Linked DNA regions of Homo sapiens: all the other regions are linked to region 3. Evidence: read pairs that join two places in POLR2A ChIA-PET (ENCODE). Cell type or tissue: HepG2. All regions are shown on one strand. Each heading gives the region's core, and the rest is flanking DNA. Links, peaks and the distances in the headings are about the cores only.

Evidence for each region. ChIA-PET counts read pairs that join two places held together with the same protein. Peaks named below come from ENCODE experiments on the same cell type or tissue, not always from the same donor. Only the 100,000 strongest peaks of a DNase experiment are listed, where the experiment ranks them.
Region 1: POLR2A ChIA-PET joins it to region 3 with 5 read pairs; 2 of 35 experiments call an interaction of 5 or more read pairs at or near these places.
Region 2: POLR2A ChIA-PET joins it to region 3 with 5 read pairs; 2 of 35 experiments call an interaction of 5 or more read pairs at or near these places.

The regions. Positions count from the first base shown.
Region 1 is chr5:139,025,481-139,031,533 of GRCh38, reverse strand. It overlaps SIL1 (SIL1 nucleotide exchange factor), which reads left to right. Exons shown (of 10, transcript NM_022464.5): 6 at 4,542-4,733. Among named protein-coding and RNA genes, the nearest start is that of LRRTM2, 150 kb to the right of the region's middle. In HepG2, for the core only: no CTCF peak of the experiment used is centred there; no DNase peak of the experiment used is centred there.
Region 2 is chr5:138,242,829-138,248,881 of GRCh38, reverse strand. No RefSeq gene overlaps it. Among named protein-coding and RNA genes, the nearest start is that of GFRA3, 29 kb to the left of the region's middle. RefSeq lists an enhancer at 2,793-3,385. In HepG2, for the core only: no CTCF peak of the experiment used is centred there; DNase peaks (open chromatin) are centred at 2,311 and 2,951.
Region 3 is chr5:138,490,485-138,496,537 of GRCh38, reverse strand. It overlaps LOC124901078 (a long non-coding RNA gene), which reads right to left and starts at 4,210. Exons shown (of 2, transcript XR_007058953.1): 1 at 4,005-4,210; 2 at 3,213-3,276. RefSeq lists enhancers at 2,767-3,458, 4,153-4,845, 4,846-5,539 and a silencer at 4,055-4,694. In HepG2, for the core only: no CTCF peak of the experiment used is centred there; DNase peaks (open chromatin) are centred at 2,707, 3,277 and 4,367; H3K4me3 peaks cover 1,848 bases.

The sequences.
Region 1 (6,053 bases), core at 1,498-3,997, 540 kb before region 3:
TAAGGCTTACTCTGTAGCTATAGTAATCAAGACAATGTGGTATTGGTGGAGAGAAAGAATCATAGATCAATGGAACAGAGTAGAGAACCTAGAAATAGACCCACACTAATACAACTGACTGATTTTTGACAGGTGCAAAAGTAGTTCAATGGAAGACAAATAGTCTTTTCAGCAAATAGTGGGCATCCATAAGCAAAAAATGAGCTGTCACTTAAACCTCATACCTTAAAAAAAATTAATTCAAAATAGATCATAGATTTAAATGTAAAATGTGAAACTAAAAAGAAAAAAAAAATCTTCTAGAATGAAACATAGAACATCTTTGGGAACTAGGACCAGGTAAAGAGTTCTTATGACATGGCACCAAATGTAAGATTTATAAAAGAAAAAAATTGATAAATTGGACTTCACCAAAATTAAAAAGTTTTGTTTTGTCAAATACCCTGTTAAGATGATCAGAAGATAAACTACTGGAAGGAAATATTTGCATATCATATACCAGCAGTCCTCATTTTATGTTATGTGGAATTGTGAAAATGTGCACACTGAAACTATGCAAAACAATCTTAACATAATCAAGGGAAAAATTATGATTGTTCCATGATCCTTGAAATGTTTTGCCAGACATTAAAGCAACTACATTGCTATTGGTTATAAGTATATATAGAAATGAAAAAGCAATAGTAATATTTATTTAGCACACTGTAATTTAAAACATTAGAAACATTTAGAATTATGCCGGGCACAATGGCTCACACCTGCAATCCTAGCACTTTGGGAGGATCGCTTGATTCTAGGAGTTTGAGACTAGCCTGGGCAACATAGCCCGGAAATGGTCTATGTTTTCTACAAAAAATAGTTTTTTTCTACCCCCCAAAAAAAAGAATTCTTTTTTTTTTCTTTCTTGCTTTTTTTTTTTTGACAGGGTCTCTGTCACCCAGGCTGGAGTGCAGTGGCAGGATTACAGCTCAAGTGATCCTCCCACCTCAGCCTCCCGGGTAGCTGGGACTACAGGTGTGTGCCACCATGCCACACCAAAAAATACATTTTTTTTTTTGAGACAGAGTCTTGCTCTGTCGCCCACACGGGAGTACAGTGGTATGATCTTGGCTCACTGCAGCCTCCACCTCCCAGGTTCAAGTGATTCTCCTGCCCCAGCCTCCCAAGTTACAGGCATGTGTCACCATGCCTGGTCATTTTTGTATTTTTAGCAGAGAAGGGGTTTCATCTTCTCTCTAATTTCACCTTCTCTAGTTGGCCAGGCTGGTTTTGAACTCCTGGCCTCAGGTGATCCACCTGCCTTGACCTTCCAAAGTGCTGAGATTACAGGCGTGAGCCACTGCGCCTGGCCAAAAAATTCAAATAATTTTTGTGTTTTTTGTAGACACAGGGTTTTGCCATGTTGCCTAGGCTGTTCTCGAACTCCTGGCTCAAGCGATCCACCCACCTCAGCTTCCCAAAGTGCTGAGATTATAATCTAATTATAACCTAATCTCGTTAGAAAGAAGTATGATAATTAGCCAAGAGAGAAAAGATGCTTGCTCTGTGTCACAATTTTTTTGGAGTCAGAGTCTCACTCTATTGCTCAGGTTGAAGTGGTACGATCACAGCTCACTGCAGTCTCACCCTCCTGGACTCAAGTGATCCTCCCACCTCAGCCTGAGTAGTTAGGACTATGGGCACACATCACCATGCCTGGCTAAAATTTTTAGTTTTTACAGAAAACTAAAAACTTGGCTGGGTATGGTGGCCCACATCTGTAATCTCAGCACTTTGGGAGGCTGAGGTGGGTGGATCGCTTGAGCCAGGAGTTCAAGACCAGCCTGGGCAACATGGCGAAACCCCATGTCTACAAAAAACTAAAAATTTTAGCCAGGCGTGGTGACTTGTGCCTGTAGTCCTAACTACTCACGCTGGGGTGGAAGGATCACTTGAGTCCAGGAGGGTGAGACTGCAGCGAGCTGTGATTGTACCACTGCACTTCAACGTGAGCAATAGAGCGAGACCCTGACTCCAAAAAAATTATGACATAGAGCAAGCATCTTTTCTCTCTTGGCTAATTATCATACATCTTTCTAAGTATGGATGAGCCTCCAACATTTCACCCTTCGTACTTTCAATGTTGTGAAATTTCTCAGAGAGTTCCTGTAATGTGAAGTTTTTTGCCAGTGTCATTTCATCCTTTTTATCACTTTCCTAATTTGTGTCTGTAAGTTTGCCTTTGCTGAGTCCCTCTGTCTGCACATCTAGAGCTCATCAACAGTGGCAGTGTTAACATTCCCACAGTCAGCCATTTCTTCTATAACTCCATGTACATTCAATTCAAATTTCATTGCCAAAGTTACCACCTTTCATTTATTTGCTGCGCTTTCATCTTTGCTGGCCAGTTCTCTGTTTAAAAAAATAGAATTTAAAAAATATAAATACAGAGAGTCTCACTATATTGCCCAGACTGGTCTGGAACTCCTGAGCTCAAGTTGTCCACCTGCCTTGGCCTCCCAAACTTCTAGGATTACAGGCATGAACCACTGTGTATATAACATTTTTTAAATGCCAGAATTATAAACATGGAGAATAAATTAGTGACAACCAGGGCACAGGGATGTAAGAGAGTAGCATGGGAGGATAAAGTATAACTGTAAAGGAGTAGTACATAGTAGATTATGTGATCATGGTGGGACAGTTCTCTAGCATGATTGTTCTGGTAGTTACACAAGTCTACATCTCAGGTAAAATTACATAGAATGATACACATACACACATACATGTAAGTGAGTATATGTAAAAACTGGTGAAATCCAAACAAGGTGTTTAGTCTAGTTAACAGTATGGTACCTGTGTCCTTTTCTTGATTTTGACATTGTATCCTTATGTAATATCCTTATGTAAAATGTTAACATTGAGGGAAGCTGGATGAAGGGTACATGACACTCTCTGTACTATTTTTTGTTATTTCTTGGGAATTTATAATTATTTCAAAGTAAAAGTTTTGTTTTGTTTTGTTTTGTTTTGTTTTGTTTTGTTTTGTTTTGTTTTGTGATGGAGTCTCGCTCTGTCGCTTAGGCTGGAGTGCAGTGGCACGATCTCCGCTCACTGCAACCTCTGCCTTCTGGGTTCAAGCGATTCTCCTGCCTCAGCCTCCCGAGTAGCTGGGACTACAGGTGTGAGCCACCATGCCCGGCTAATTTTTGTATTTTTAGTAGAGATGGGGTTTCACCATATTGGTCAGGCTGGTCTTGAACTCCTGACCTCGTGATCTGCCTGCCTCGGCCTACCAAAGTGCTGGGATTACAGGTGTGAGCCACTGTGCCCGGCCAAAACCTTTTTTTTTTTTTGAGGCCTTCTTGAGAGCCAGGCACACATCGTTTTTGTGAGACAGATGTCACTAGTTTCTTATTGTGCTCACTTGCCTATCATCTCACAGTTCTAGAAAGTGACTCAGCCTTCCCAGACCTCTTTGCTTGGCTTTGGCAGCCATCCAGAGACCTCTAGCTGGGTGCAGGGAGAGTATCTCATATTATTTTAGCCCAGAGAATCAGGATGTGGCGCCCCATGGATGTGATTGCTCCGCTAGGAGCTTGGTCTTTTTTAAGAGAGGCTGATTCATTTCTTTGGTTGGTGTTTCTATGGAGTGCTTGTAACTGGGGAGAAAAACCCATAGGTAATAGATGAGCAATTTGGAGCTGACAGCTGTTCATCATCCGGCTTTTTATAAATATCTGTGCCTTTTAGTTTTTCTTGGAAGACAGATACATAAGCCACTGTGACTTTTCAGACTCTCTTTATAGGCACTATCTTCTCAAATTGGGAAGAAAACAGTGTCACATGTATAAAATATTTAATTAAAGTCTTTTATTCACCTCTAATGTAACTTCATTTTTAAAGTTTTTATATGTGAGTGGAGTGGGGAAGGATTCAGAGAAAATTGTTCGAGATTTGAGTATAGTACATATAGTAATTTAGCCATTTCAAACAGTTGAACAAATTGTACACCTGTGGTTAGATTGACAGTAATGACAGTGATTTAATTTTCATCAGCAAATTGCTCCTGCTGTGACAGCTCTTACCCATAGTTTTCTATGTCCAAGTTTCCCTAAAATGTTGTTGGATTGGGTAGGGCAAGGCCAAGATAGTCTATGATTGTGAGAAGTGGAGAAGTAGGGTGTGGGTTATTCTACCTTAGGTCTCAGCTGTTTCATATGTGGTTTGAGGTTGAAGATGAACTTGCATTACTTCCCCTTAACTCAGTGGTTGTGACAAAAAGCCTTTCTATTCTTCCTGAATATTGGAAATCGGACTTGAATAAGCGAATCTTGGAACATCTTGAGTGTGTTTTTAGAGCTGAGGCCTATATAGGCAGACTTTGAGGGCTGTCTTCTCTGGGCATCTTAGAAAGTATTAGTATTTTTGATAGCATAGATGAGAGAAGACTGTGAGTCTTGGAGCAGCAGTTTTTTGAGGATGGGCATCCATGGTAGACCACAGACATCTTGGGCAGATGTCTCCAACCAATTTAATCACCTCTTTGCTGCTCTCCTTAGGCAAGGCAGGCTGAGGTAAAGCGGCTCTTCCGCCCCATTGAGGAACTGAAGAAAGACTTTGATGAGCTGAATGTTGTCATTGAGACTGACATGCAGATCATGGTACGGCTGATCAACAAGTTCAATAGTTCCAGCTCCAGTTTGGAAGAGAAGATTGCTGCGCTCTTTGATCTTGAATATTATGTCCATCAGGTACTGTATTTCTTCGTCCATAAGTCAGACTTTTAACAGCTCCAAAAATAAATCCCCCTTCCCTAAGCCCTAAGAAAATAGCATCAACATCTTTACTTCTCTCCCAGAGCACAGACTATTTTTAATCTAGTCTTGTTATCTTTTGTAGTAAGATACAGTCTTAGAGGCCAGAGCCAACTTCTTTTTCTTTTTTTGTCTGAGTCAGAGTCTCACTCGGTCACCCAGCCTGGAGTGCAGTGGCGCGATCTCGGCTCACTGCAACCTCCACCTCCTGGGTTCAAGCTATTCTCCTGCCTCAGCCTTCCGAGCAACAGGGATTACAGGTGTGCACCACCACGCCCAGCTAATTTTTTGTATTTTTGATAGAGATAGGGTTTCACTATGTTGGCCAGGCTGGTCTTGAACTCCTAACCTCAAGTGATCCACCCACCTTGTCCTCCCAAAGTGCTGGGATTACAGGCTTGAGCCACCATGCCTGGCCAGCCAACCTCTTTTTCATGTGGAGTGGTACCTTCTTTAGTACCTCTGAGGGTACCACAGAGATAAAATAGACATAGTCCTAGTTATGCAGCTTATAGCCTGGAAGAGGAAGTAATTGAATAATGAACAATTGAACAAATTAATTAAATAATGAGATAATTTAAGATTGTAATGAGGGCTCCAGAGGGTGATGTAAGAATATGTAACTGGAGAACTTAGAGCCTAGTCATGGACAATAAGGGAGGCTTCTCAGAGGATGTGACATTTAGGCCAAGCGTTATAGGATGATTGGGGTTGGCTGGGTGAAGAGGGGGGACTAGAGCAGGGGATGGCAAACTACTGCCCATAGGTCAAATCTGGCCCAACACCTCCTTTCCTAAATAAAATTTTATTGGGGCACAGCAACCCCTATTTGTTCATGCATTGTTTATTGCTGTTTTTATGCCACAATGGCAGAATTGAGTAGTTGTGACAGAGACCATATGGCTCACAAAGTCAAAAATATTTACTACCAGGCCCTTTAGAAAAAGTTTGCCAATCCTTAGATTAGAGCATTCCAGCTAGAGGAAACAACATGTGCAGAGATTCTAGGGCAGGGACAAGCTTGGGGAGATTGAGGGCCTGGAAAAGATTGGAGTGACTGGAGCACAGCGGCCTGGAGGGGAGCATAGATGAAGTGGGAAGGTTCGGGGGCTGGAGAGGTGAGGTTGGAGATATCATGCTCTTTATGATTTTAGCCTTGATCCTAAGAACCACTAGAGAGTTTGAAGCAGGGAAGTAACTGATCAGACTTATAATAACTAATATTTGTTGAGTGTTGTCATATACCAGGCACTGCTT
Region 2 (6,053 bases), core at 1,498-3,997, 250 kb after region 3:
TATCAGTTGTAATAGTTTGGGTTGGCAATTTTTTGGCTTCCTATTTCTCTAAAAGCTTATAAGCATGAGTCATTTGTGCTTATTTTGATCTCCATTTATATTTAATTTAGATATTAGTAAAAATACTAACTCAGGTTTTTTTTGTTGTTTGTTGGTTTTTCTTTTTGAGACAGAGTTTCACTCTTGTTGCCCAGGCTGGAGTGCAATGGCATGATCTCGGCTCACTGCAACCTCTCCCTCCCGGGTTCAAGCAATTCTCCTGCTTCAGCCTCCCAAGCAGCTGGGACTACAGGCATGCGCCACCATGCCCAGCTAATTTTTGTATTCTTAGTAGAGATGAGGTTTCACCATATTGGCCAGGCTGGTCTCAAACTCGTGACCTTATGATCCACCCACTTCAGCCTCCCAAAGTGCTGGGATTACGGGCGTAAGCCCACTGCGCCCGACTTTTTTTTTTCTTTTTTGACAGTCTTACTGTGTTGCCCAGGTTAGAGTGCAGTGGTATGATCTTGGCTCACTGCAACCTCTGCCTCACAGGTTCAAATTATTCTCCTGCCTCAGCCTCCCAAGTAGCTGGGATTACAGGCACAGGCCACAACACCTGGCTGATTTTTTTGTATTTTTAGTAGAGACGGGGTTTCACCACGTTGGCCACGCTGGTCTCAAACTCCTGACCTCAGGTGATCTGCCCACCTTGGCCTCCCAAAGTGCTGAGATTACAGGCATGAGCCATCTTACCCAGCCAGGTTGTTTTGAAGACTGGAAATTATCATGACACTCAGCGTGGTGCCTGATACAGGATGGCCTTGGCCTCCCAAAGTGCTGAGATTACAGGCATGAGCCATCTTACCCAGCCAGGTTGTTTTGAAGACTGGAAATTATCATGACACTCAGTGTGGTGCCTGATACAGGATGGATACTCAGTAAATAGCAGCTATCATTATTATATACATCTGAGAGGGGACCTGTAGGTACCATGTATTCTGTTCTCTGCCCTGAAACAGTGGTGAGATGATAGGGCTGATTCCCTCTCCAATTGTGGGCTCAATTCTTGGTGACGCTGCCCCTGGGAGACTTTCTATTCAAGGTCTGAACTCCAGGCTAGAAGCTGCAGCTCTGGGTCTATTGTATAGGCCCTGAGGGACTTTGTACAAGTCGTGAAGGCAGACTGAGTCTTTTTTTTTTTTTTTTTTTTTTTTGAGATGGAGTCTCACTCTGTCACCCAGGCTGGAGTGCAGTGGTGCGATCTCGGCTCACTGCAACCTCCACCTCCCAGGTTCACGCCATTCTCCTGCCTCAGCCTCCCTAATAGCTGGGACTACAGGCACCCGCCACCATGCCCGGCTAATTTTTTGTATTTTTAGTAGAGATGGGGTTTCACCGTGTTAACCAGGATGGTCTTGATCTCCTGACCTCATGACCCACCCGCCTTGGCCTCCCAAAGTGCTGGGATTACAGGTGTAAGCCACCGTACCTGGCCTTTTTTTTTTTTTTTTTAATAGAGACAGGGTCTCACTGTCTAAAGCCAGATGGGATTGCCCAGGCTGGACTCGAACCCTGGGCCACCACACCTGGCTAATTGTTGTATTTTTAGTAGAGACGAGGTTTCGCCATGTTGCCCAGGCTGGTCTCGAACTTCTGGGCTTAGGCAAATTCACCTGCCTCAGCCTCCTGAAGTGCTGGGATTATAGGCGTGAGCCACCACGCCCAGCTGGGATCTCTTGTTCTTAGAAACTTCAGCCTCTTTTTAGCATCTCCACTTCTTTCTGGAGAAAGCCCTCTCATATCTAGAACCTGAGAGACCTGATTCAATAAAATTACACCTTCAGATATTGAGCTAGTTAAGGCCTTATCTGAGATACTGTGGGTGGGTGTGGAGGTGGAAGAGAGACAGAGACAATAATAATAATAGCTAACATGAGAGCTTAATGTGTACAAGGCACCATGCTAATGGCTTAATGAGCGTTATCTCATTTAATTTTCATAACTATCCTATTTTATTTTCCCGGTTTTACAGTGAGGCTTAGTGAGGCCAAGCAAGGTGATAGGGCTAACAAGCAGCTGATCCAGGAATGAAACTTCAATTTCCCTGACTCCTGAGCACAATCTCTGATCCACGTTGCATTTGTCCAATGTTAGGTGAGACCCCATATCCTAAATAACAACAGAAGCCAGGATAAGGGCTGTGGGGTCAGAGGGAGCTCTTTCAGACTGCAGGGATGGTTTCCTGGAAGAGAAGTTATTTGGATTAGGCCTTGAAGAATGAGTAGAGTTTATTAGGCAGAAATTGGGGGAGGGCACCTCAGAGATCAGAGTGAGCAAACACAGGGACTGGAAAGGGCAGTGTTGCAGGGAGAACAAGTAGTCGGCTGTGACTGAAGTTCTCTCTCTTTTTTTTTTTTTTTTGACATAGAGTCTCGCTCTGTCACCCAGGTTGGAGTGCAATGGCATGATCTCAGCTCACTGCAATCTCTGCCTCCTGGGTTCAAGTGATTCTCCTGCCTCAACCTCTGAAGTAGCTGGGACTACAGGCGTTTGCCATGACGCTGGCCAATTTTTGAATTTTTATTAGAGATGGGGTTTCACCATGTTGGCCAAGCTGGTCTCGAACTCCTGACCTCAAGTGATCCAACCAGCTTGGCCTCCCAAAGTGTTGAGATTACAGGCGTGAGCCACTGTACCCAGCCAGCTGTAACTGGAGTTCTGTGAGCGGAGGTACTCCCAGGTCTTCTTGTCATTCATCTTCCCACCCTGCTGTCCTGGGGGAGAGTTAACCTTTGAGTACACACCCAACTACAGGGCTGCTGGTGTGCAAGCCAGGCCCTGTGGAACAGGCAGAAGTCCCAGGGAGCTGGTGTGCAGAATTCTGGCTTGGCATGCTTGATGTCCCTGGCCATCCGTGGCCCCTTCACCCCTTAGTGACATCCCAGGGCAGAGGTCAGTCTGTGTGGGTGAGAGGATGAAGTGAGCCTGTGTCTGGGCTGGGAACAGTGACAAGCAGGATGTGAGAGCCCATCCCCCACAGAAGAATGCCTGCAAATAGCCCCTCCCTAGTGCTGACCCTGCTCCCAGTTGCTGTGGTCAGCTGAAGTGTTAGGGCATTTGTTTCTGGTCTTCCCAGACTTTGGTTGGCTTTTGGTTTCTTCCTGCTGAGCACCTACTGTTGGCTGAGTAGGGCAGAAGACAGGTTGGCACAGAGATGAAGACAAGTTTTGTCGTAGAGATGGATAAACAAATAATAGTGAGAGACATCATTATTTGAGTACTTGGTAGCTATAAAATACTGTGCTAAGAGCTTTACACGTGTATCCTTTCAAAAGATGAGCCTTCCAGCCTGGGCAACATAGTGAGACCTTGTCCCTGCAAAAAATACAAAAATTAGCCAGACGTGGTGGCCTGTGCCTGTGGTCCCAGCCACCCAGCTACTTGAGAGTTTGAGATGGGAGGATTGCTTGAGTCAGGGAGGTAGAGGCTGCAGTGAGCCCTGATTATGCCACTGGACTCTAGCCAGGGTGACAGAGTGAGATGCCATCTCAAAAAATTAAAAGCTGAGCCTCTTCACGGTCTTGTCTCCACATGGTATCAATCTGGCATCCATAATATTTGAAAAAAATATTTGAATAATGGTTGCACATTCTTTTGAAAAATATACACAGCAAAACTTAAAATCCTCTTTTCCTGAGGCCGGAGGATTGCATGAGGCTGGGAGTTTGACACCAGCCCAGGCAACATATTGAGACCCTGTCTCTACAAAAAAATTTAAAAATTAGCCAGGAGGCTGAATGTGGTGGCTCACGCCTATAATCCCAGCACTTTGGAGGCCAAGGTAGGTGGATCATGAGGTCAGGAGTTCGAGACTAGCCTGGCCAATATGGTGAAACCCCATCTCTACTTAAAAATACAAAAATTAGCCAGGCGTGGTGGTGCACACCTGTAGTCCCAGCTACTCAAGAGGCTGAGGCAGGAGAATCGCTTGAACCCGGGAGGTGGAGGTTGCAGTGAGCTGAGATGCACCACTGCACTCCAGCCTGGGCAACAGAGTGAGACTCCATCTCAAAAAAAAAAAAAAAAAAAAAAAAAAAACCAAAAACAAAGAACTAGCCAGGAATGGTGGTAGTAGTCCTAGCTACTTAGGAGGCTAGGTGGGAGGACAGCCTGAGCTCAAGAGTTTGAGGCTTCAGTGAGCCATGATGGGGCAACTGTATCTCAGCCTGGGCGACAGAGCAAGACTGTCTCAAAAACAACAACAACAACAACAACAAAACAAAACAAAAACAAAACAAAAAACACTTTTCCATCTGTCTCTATTGTATACACAAAGCAGCCCCTCATCACATCCCTTTCTTCCCTTCCAAGCTCCCCCAGAGGAGAAATTAAGGCCATGAATATATATAGATAACATTTTTTCTTTACTCATACCTAATCCAATTTAAACTTCTTCACAGCCCTGTGAAGGGAGGCACTATTGTTTCCATTTTAGTTGGAGAAACAGATGTTTAGAGGTTAAATCTTGACCAAGCTCACAAAGCTAATCATTGGCAGGTGGATTTGAAGCAGGTTCTGTGCCTACTGTGAAGTACTTATGTGATCCAGGGGCTCTGAGACCCCTGAGAAGGGGCCAAGTAATTCAGCATGGGGGGATCATTTAGGCTTCATGGAGGAAGAAATACTGGAGTCGGGCATCAAAGGATGAGGAAAAGCTCTCAATAGGCAGAGATGGGCGATATGTTTCTCAGGAAGGGTGGGAGGGAGGCCCAAGGGATAAGCATATCAGATAGTGGGATGTCAGAGAGGAGTGATCTCAGCACTACCCCACACAACGGGGTGAGCCTGACACTTAGGAGACTTGCCTCATTTCCCAACTTTGCCCCAGGGAGATTCTGCCTGTGCCCTTTTAACAGCCTCCATCACAAAGCCTCCTTGTGTCTTCTGAAAGAGACATTTTGACTCAGGCTGGCTCCCCTCCATAGGGGAAGAGAGGGAGGTCTGTGGTGAAGGAGCCCAGCAATGAACTCCCCAACAAAATACCATATGCTCAATTCCTCAGGAATTACATGTCAAGATTGTCTTAGGGAATGCAGCCCTCTAGCTGGTCAAAGAAAGCATATTGTAGTCTAAAGGACACAATGGAAAGCAGATCCAGCTTGATCTGCATTTGAGTCTCAGCAAAACCATCAGCTGGGTGAATTCAGGCAAGCTGCTTAATCTTGCTGAGCTTCAGTCTTTGGATCTAAAAAATGATGAGCCTTTTTGCTAAAGAGTGGTGCCTCATGGGTTTGTCAGAGAGGAAGAGGAAATGGCTGGCTGGGGGATATATTAATCTAATATTTTCTTCAGTGCTGGGTGTTAGGGACTTGTCAAATCTGGATTTCTCGGGTAGGAAGTAGACAGTATGTGAGCTCAGGAACTTGGGTGGAAAGGTGACTCCCAGCAAGCAAAGGGAAAAAGAAGAGGTGGTGGGTGAAGCATGGAGAGAGAGTTTCCAGTCCTGAAGTCTTAGTACCATGAGGGAACAATTCCATGAACCTCTTTGAGCCTCAGTTTCTTCACCTTCAAATGCCAATTCAGCTTCATGAATAGTGGCAGGACACTTGAATTGCTATTTCATCTATTTTATTTATTTATTGAGACAGAGTCTCACTCAGTTGCCCAGGCTGGAGTGCAGTGGCGCTATCTCAGCTCACTGCAACCTCCGCCACCCAGGTTCAAGTGATTCTAGTGCTTCCCCCTCCCAAGTAGCTGGGATTACAGGCAGACGCTACCAGGCCCAGTTAATTTTTGTATTTTTAGTAGAAACGGGGTTTTGCCATGTTGGCCGGGCTGGCCTCAAATTCCTGGCCTCAGGTGGTCCACTGGCCTCGGCCTCCCAAAGTGCTGGGATTACAGGTGTGAGCCACTGTGCCTGGCAAAGTGTTTGTATTTTACAAATGAAATTGAGGTTAAGTCCTGACCTGGTTCCAGCATATAGCGCGCGTGTGTGTGTGTGTGTGTGTGTGTGTGTGTGTGTGTAAGAGATAAATGATCCTTTAAATTACACAAAATTTGGGACTCCT
Region 3 (6,053 bases), core at 2,065-4,564:
CAACATGGTGAAACCCCGTCTCTACTAAAAATACAAAAAATTAGCCAGGCGTGGTGGCAGGCACCTGTAGTCCCAGCTACTCCAGAGGCTGAGGCAGGAGAATGGCATGAACCCAGGAGGCGGAGCTTGCAGTGAGCCGAGATCGTGCCACTGCACTCCAGCCTGGGTGACAGAGCAAGACTCCATCTCAAAAAATAAATAAATAAATAAATAAAATGTTAGCTATATACACATTTAAGAAAGATTCATAAGAACAAGGATTGGCCAGGCGTGGTGGCTTATGCCTGTAATCCCAGCACTTTGGGAGGCCGAGGCGGGTGGATCACCTGAGGTCGGGAGTTCGAGACCAGCCTGGCCAACATGGAGAAACCCCGTCTCTACTAAAAATACAAAATTAGCTGGGCATGGTGGCGCATGCCTGTAATCCCAGCTATTCGGGAGGCTGAGGCAGGAGAATTGCTTGAACCTGGGAGGCGTAGGTTGTGGTGAGCCAAGATCACTCCATTGCACTCCAGCCTGGGCAACAAGAGCGAAACTGTCTCAAAAAAAAAAAACAAAACAAGGATTATTTACTCAATTTTTGGTGAATCAGGGATGTTGTGGTGGTGGGTTACATGAAGAAATAAATGTTTGCAAAACAAAAATTGCAAGGAGCACCTCCTACTGCTTCACCTGCCTGAGTTCAAAAACAATCACAAATATGGAAGGCTTGCTGAGCACTTTCATATGGCATTGTTTGTCATTGTGCACCATATGATTATTGGATATTTACAGATTTTTATTTGACAATAATTTGTATTCATTCATTCATTTTCCACCCCACTTCTTCCAGTTGCGGGTCTCAGGTGGCAGGAGCCCATCCCAGTAGCTTTCAGGGCACAAGGAAAACACCAACCCTAGACAAGATGCCATTCCACGGCAGGGCACACTCACAAACACACCCACACTCATTCATCCAGCGACCATTTAGACATGCTGATTCATCTAATGAGTACATCTTTGAGATGTGTAAGGAGACCAGAGTTCCCAGAGAAAGCCCATGCAGACACGGGGAGAACGTACCAACTCCACCCAAACAACTCCAGCTGAAAACTGATTTTTTTTCTCATCAATGTTATAAGGAAAGGACGTTGAACTGAATAAAATGACGTTTTTTGAGGACCTGTAGTCAACAAGGCAGACACAGTCCGTGTCAATAAAGAGCGCTCAATCTAGTGGCAAACCCAGCCAAAGAAAAAATGCCATGGGCCGGGTGCCGTGGCTCACGCCTGTAATCCCAGCACTTTGAGAGGCCGAGGTGGGAAGATCACCTGAGGTCAGGAGTTCTAGACCAGCCTGGCCAACATGGTGAAACCCCATCTCTACTAAAAAAAATTTAAAAATTAGCCGGGGGTGGTAGCGGACGCCTGTAATCCCAGCTACTTGGGAGGCTGAGGCAGGTGAATTGTTGAACCCAGGAGGCGGAGGTTGCAGTGAGCCAAGATGGCGCCACGGCACTCCAGCCTGGGCAACAAGAGCGAAACTCCATCTCAAAAAAAAAGAAAAAAGAAAAAAAAAAAGCCCTGGTTTGGTGGTTAAAAGCACAGAGGGTTTTGTGGGGCCGGGAGACAAAAGTGGCACCCAATCCACTGGCAAGAGAAGGTTTGGTTTCTTGTTTCTTTTTTAGACGGAGTCTTGCTCTGTCACCCAGGCTAATTTTTGTATTTTTTTTAGAGACAGGGTTTCACCGTGTTAGCCAGGATGGTCTCGATCTTCTGACCTTGTGATCCGCCCGCCTCGGCCTCCCAAAGTGCTGGGATTACAGGCGTGAGCCACCGCGCCCAGCTTGAGAAGGTTTGGTTTCTGTCTGGAAATCTCATTTTGTGGAGGAAGCAAGCACAGGAAAACAATGAGAAAAAAATGCAGGAAATAACAGGCGGCTGTGGTATTATTGGGTGTCACATTGGCAGTTGTTGAAAGATTATCAATCCCAGGCTCCAGTATTCCTAACAGGCCCGAAAGCCAGCCCCAGGACCACTAGAGCATAGGTCCTCTCTTAAGGCAGGGAATAGCCCAGGACCCTTACTGTTTCATAGGGCTTTCAAAGAATCAAGGCCCCCACACGGGCGCAGTGGCTCGCGCCTGTAATCCCAGCACTTTGGGAAGCCGAGGCGGGAGGATCGCAAGGTCAGGAGTTCAAGAGCAGCCTGGCCAATATGGTGAAACCCCTTCTCTACTAAAAATACAAAAAAATTAGCCGGACATGGTGGCGCATTCCTGTAATCCCAGCTACTCGGGAGGCTGAGGCAGGAGAATTGCTTGAAACCGGGAGGCGGAGGTTGCAGTGAGCCAAGATCAGACCACTGCACTCCAGCCTGGGTGACACAGTGAGACTCCGTCTCAAAAAAAAAAGAATCAAGGACCCTGCACACAGAAGAGAATAAAAGCCCTACCCAAGCAGAGGCCTGGGGTTCCTGCAAATTCTGTAGCAGCCTACAGGAGCTCCCCTCACACCTTGCCCCTTGGCTAAGCTCAATCATAAATAGCTCACTGGTTTCCAGCCTGGGATCTCCCATCCCTGCAAGGAGCCCACCTCCTCACTCTGACTTGCCCTCCTCCTGGAGCAGGAAGGCGGGTGGCTGTCAGGGGCCTGAGAGGAGGGGAGGAGAGGGCAGGAAGCAGCATCACTAGGAGCCTGGCCTCTGTGGACTGCATTACCCACAATCCTAGAGCATAGATCTACAGAGAAGGCTGCTGGGGGCCTGCAGCCCTAAGTGGGAAAACAAGCCAAGAGGTATCCTAGGCTCTAAGTGTGCAGCCCAGATTCTGAGACCCAGTTTTTTCCCAAACCTACCTCCTGGACCTTTGAGATTCTCTCCATGCACCCTATTCACAGGCATTCAGCCAACCTGGGGCTGTGGAGACCCACAAGGCTCCTTAAATTTTGGATTTGCAGCCACTGTGTGTGTGTGTGTGTGTGTGTGTGTGTGTGTGTGTGTGTGTGTGTGTTGCGCCTGGAAGCCACTGTGTGTGTGTGTGTGTGTGTGTGTGTGTGTGTGTGTGTGTGTTGCGCCTGGAAGCCTGTGAGTGATTTTATTCTGGATCAAGCCCAGAGGCTGCTTGGCCCTAAAAGGCCCTTCTCTGACATATTCACCCACTCAGCCCCAAGCTCTGAGCTTTTCTTTCCCTGCCTTACCTGTGGCAGAACAATCACAGGCTCACAGGCGGGTCTAGCTGGCCACATGGGGACTTGCTTGTCTCCTCCCCAGCAGAAAGCTGGACTTTGTGACAGCTGTCCTGCTGGAACATGGGGGGAGGGGGCTCGGGAACTGTTGCTGGCAGCCCTCTGTGCTGAGATCCAGTCCCTGTTTGTGACCTTTCTCATGGCAGATCAGATCAGGGTAACCACATGGCTGGGCCAGGTTTGTTTCTGGAGGCGCTGTCGGGAGGGCCTGTAGGGGCTTGCTGGTTCTTTCAGTGGTGGATAAACCAGAGCTGTCAGGCTGAGCAGGAGAGGCCCTTCTGGGTGATGGGGGCACCCAGGGGCAGTGCTCAGCCCCAACTCACTCCAGGTGTACACTTGCCCCAGCTGTGGCTCCCCTCACCCTACCCCTCCAGCTTTCTCCTGCAGAGTCAAACTACTCAAGTAGGGTTGTGGGGTCATGAGCCTCAGACCACGGGGAGCCATAGCAGGTGGAGACGTTGGGGACCAGACCTAAAGTCAAAAATGACTGTCCAAGGTGAAAAGGGACTGCGGCAGGCCTGAAACAGGATCACTCAGATAACGACACTTTGTTAAGATCCTATGATCCTAAATCAGCTCAGCAGAGGCTGGTGACCTATGGGTGGGGGTGGGAAGGATTTCCAGGAGGCCAGAAGTCTGAACCAAGTAAAGGATGCGTAGCAGTTCTTTCTGCCAGAATAGTGTGGGAAGGGTATTCCAGGCGGAGGGGGCAGCTCGGCTGAAGCCAGGGAGGTACGAGAAGCGCAAGCGGGGAGGAAGAGAGATGTCAGGGAAGACCCACTTGTCAACTCTCAGGGGAGAGCGGCCGGCGAGGCTCGGAGGCCCGTGTGGCTGGAGGTCCCGGGCTGGGGCCGCTGAAAGACCTCCGGCAGGGCGTGCTGTGCTCCGGGCTAGGGGAGAAAAGCGAGGCAAAATACGAAACCAGCGGGGACCAGCGGGACCCCCAAGTCGGCCCGTCCCGCGCCTCCCGCGCCGGGCCAGGCCCCGCGTTCCCGTCCCTCCCGCCGCTGCCGCCCCCTCCTTGGCAGCAGGTCCGCTGGCCGCGGGCTCCGAGGTTGGGCGGGCCCAGCGGACCGGGCTCCCAGCCCGCGGGCCGCCAGCCAGCCGCGCCGGGAAGGAAGCGCCTTGTATGGGCCTGGGGCCGGGAGGAAGCGCCTTGTAGGGCTCGGGGAGGAAGCGCCATACATGGCGCGGGGCGGACGGGGGCGGGCCGGGGGCGGGAGCCCGCCCGGGATGGAGCCGTTTCCGCCGGAGCCTCTGCGGGCACCGAGCCTCGCAGCCGCGGGCGGGGCGCAGGGGCGCAGGGGCTCCGGGGTTCTACGCGGCCTCGACGCCTGCGGGCCCGGTGGGAATTCCAGCAAAGCCATGCACGATCTGTGGCCTTGGGTGCAGTGCCTTCGTCTCTGAGCCTCGGGCCCTCTCCGGAGGCTGGGGTGAAACGAGAGGCTGCCGGGGGGCCCGCGTGGCGGCCCCGGGCCCTCGCAGTTGCAGGCTGCAGGAGCGGTTTCCCAGACGCCGGCTGGTCGTGCCCCTTTAGCCTCTTCCCAGCCGTCTCAGGCCCGGGAAGCCTGTACGAAGGGCAGAATGAGGAGCGGACGGCTTCGGGAGAGATCTTTCCAGAAGAAAATAGGGCACCCTGAATGTGGAGTTTTCCTTTCCAGTTCAGACAGCGAGGTTCCAGCCCCAGCGTCTCCCCTTGCCAGCCGGGTGATGCTGGGACGGGTACTCACCTTCTCCTGAGCCTGTGTCCTCATCTCCTCCGTGAAATGGGAGTGAGAGTTCCTGCTGTGCAGGTTTGTGGAGATAATTAAATGAAATGGGGGCTGTGTCAAGTGCCTGACGTGGCGTAGGTGCTTCGGCAGTGCCAGCTCCTCAGTCCTCTGTGCCCTTTCCCTGTTCGGGAGTGGGGGCCATTCTCCCTGGAAGCCCTGCCCCTTGAAGGAGACGCTCCTCCTTAGGCATCTTGGGGCCTCCTCGCCAAGACTGGGCCTTCTCCATAGGCATGCCTGTGGCCCCACTGCCCCAGTGACCTGCCATGCCCTCTTCTATCTAACCCAGAGCATAGGTAACCTCCTAGACCATCCTGTGAAGGCAGAAAGAACCTGGGGGAAGTCGAGGTTCCCATCACAGCCAGAAACTGGTATCTAGGACACCGTCCCCTCCCACGCCTGCTGTCAGTACCACACCCACACATTTCACCAAGAGATGGGTATCAATCTCAGAGAAGCATTTCCCAATCCTCGCTTGCTGGCCCTGCCCTGCCCTCATCAGTCCTGCCCATCCCGGAGTCCCACTGAAATCTAACCTGAATCCTCCTGTTCCATCCTGCTGAGCAGCAGTCCGCAGTCCCTGATAGATTCCAGGCAAGTTTGTGGACACACAATAGATGCATGTCACCCACAGCCTTGTTTCCTTTCATCCCTGTCAGGCAAGGAGGCTGTCGTTGGCATGGTAACTTTCCCTGTAAAAGTTGCAGCCCTCAAGGATGTTTTTCAATTCCAGCAGGGACACAGCTCCTTCCCGACATTGTAGACTACGGGGTGACATGTAGATGTGTCATTCTGGCCTCCCCCGGAATGGGGACATGGAGCTGGCAGCACAAAAGGATGGGTTCGTGGAGGGCAGCAAAAGGCTTAAGGGAGATGTCGATTGGATCTCTGAGGAACAGGTTCCTTCTGCCCTGTGTTCTGATACTCTGCCACCCAGAGAAACCAGTTCTGAGGCCCAGAATATTTCGGGAGACTCTTGGGATCTCATAGTGAAAGATAAACACATATCTTCGCTAGAACCAGGCCCCTGACAAATAGCATGATGCCCAGGGCTTAATTCC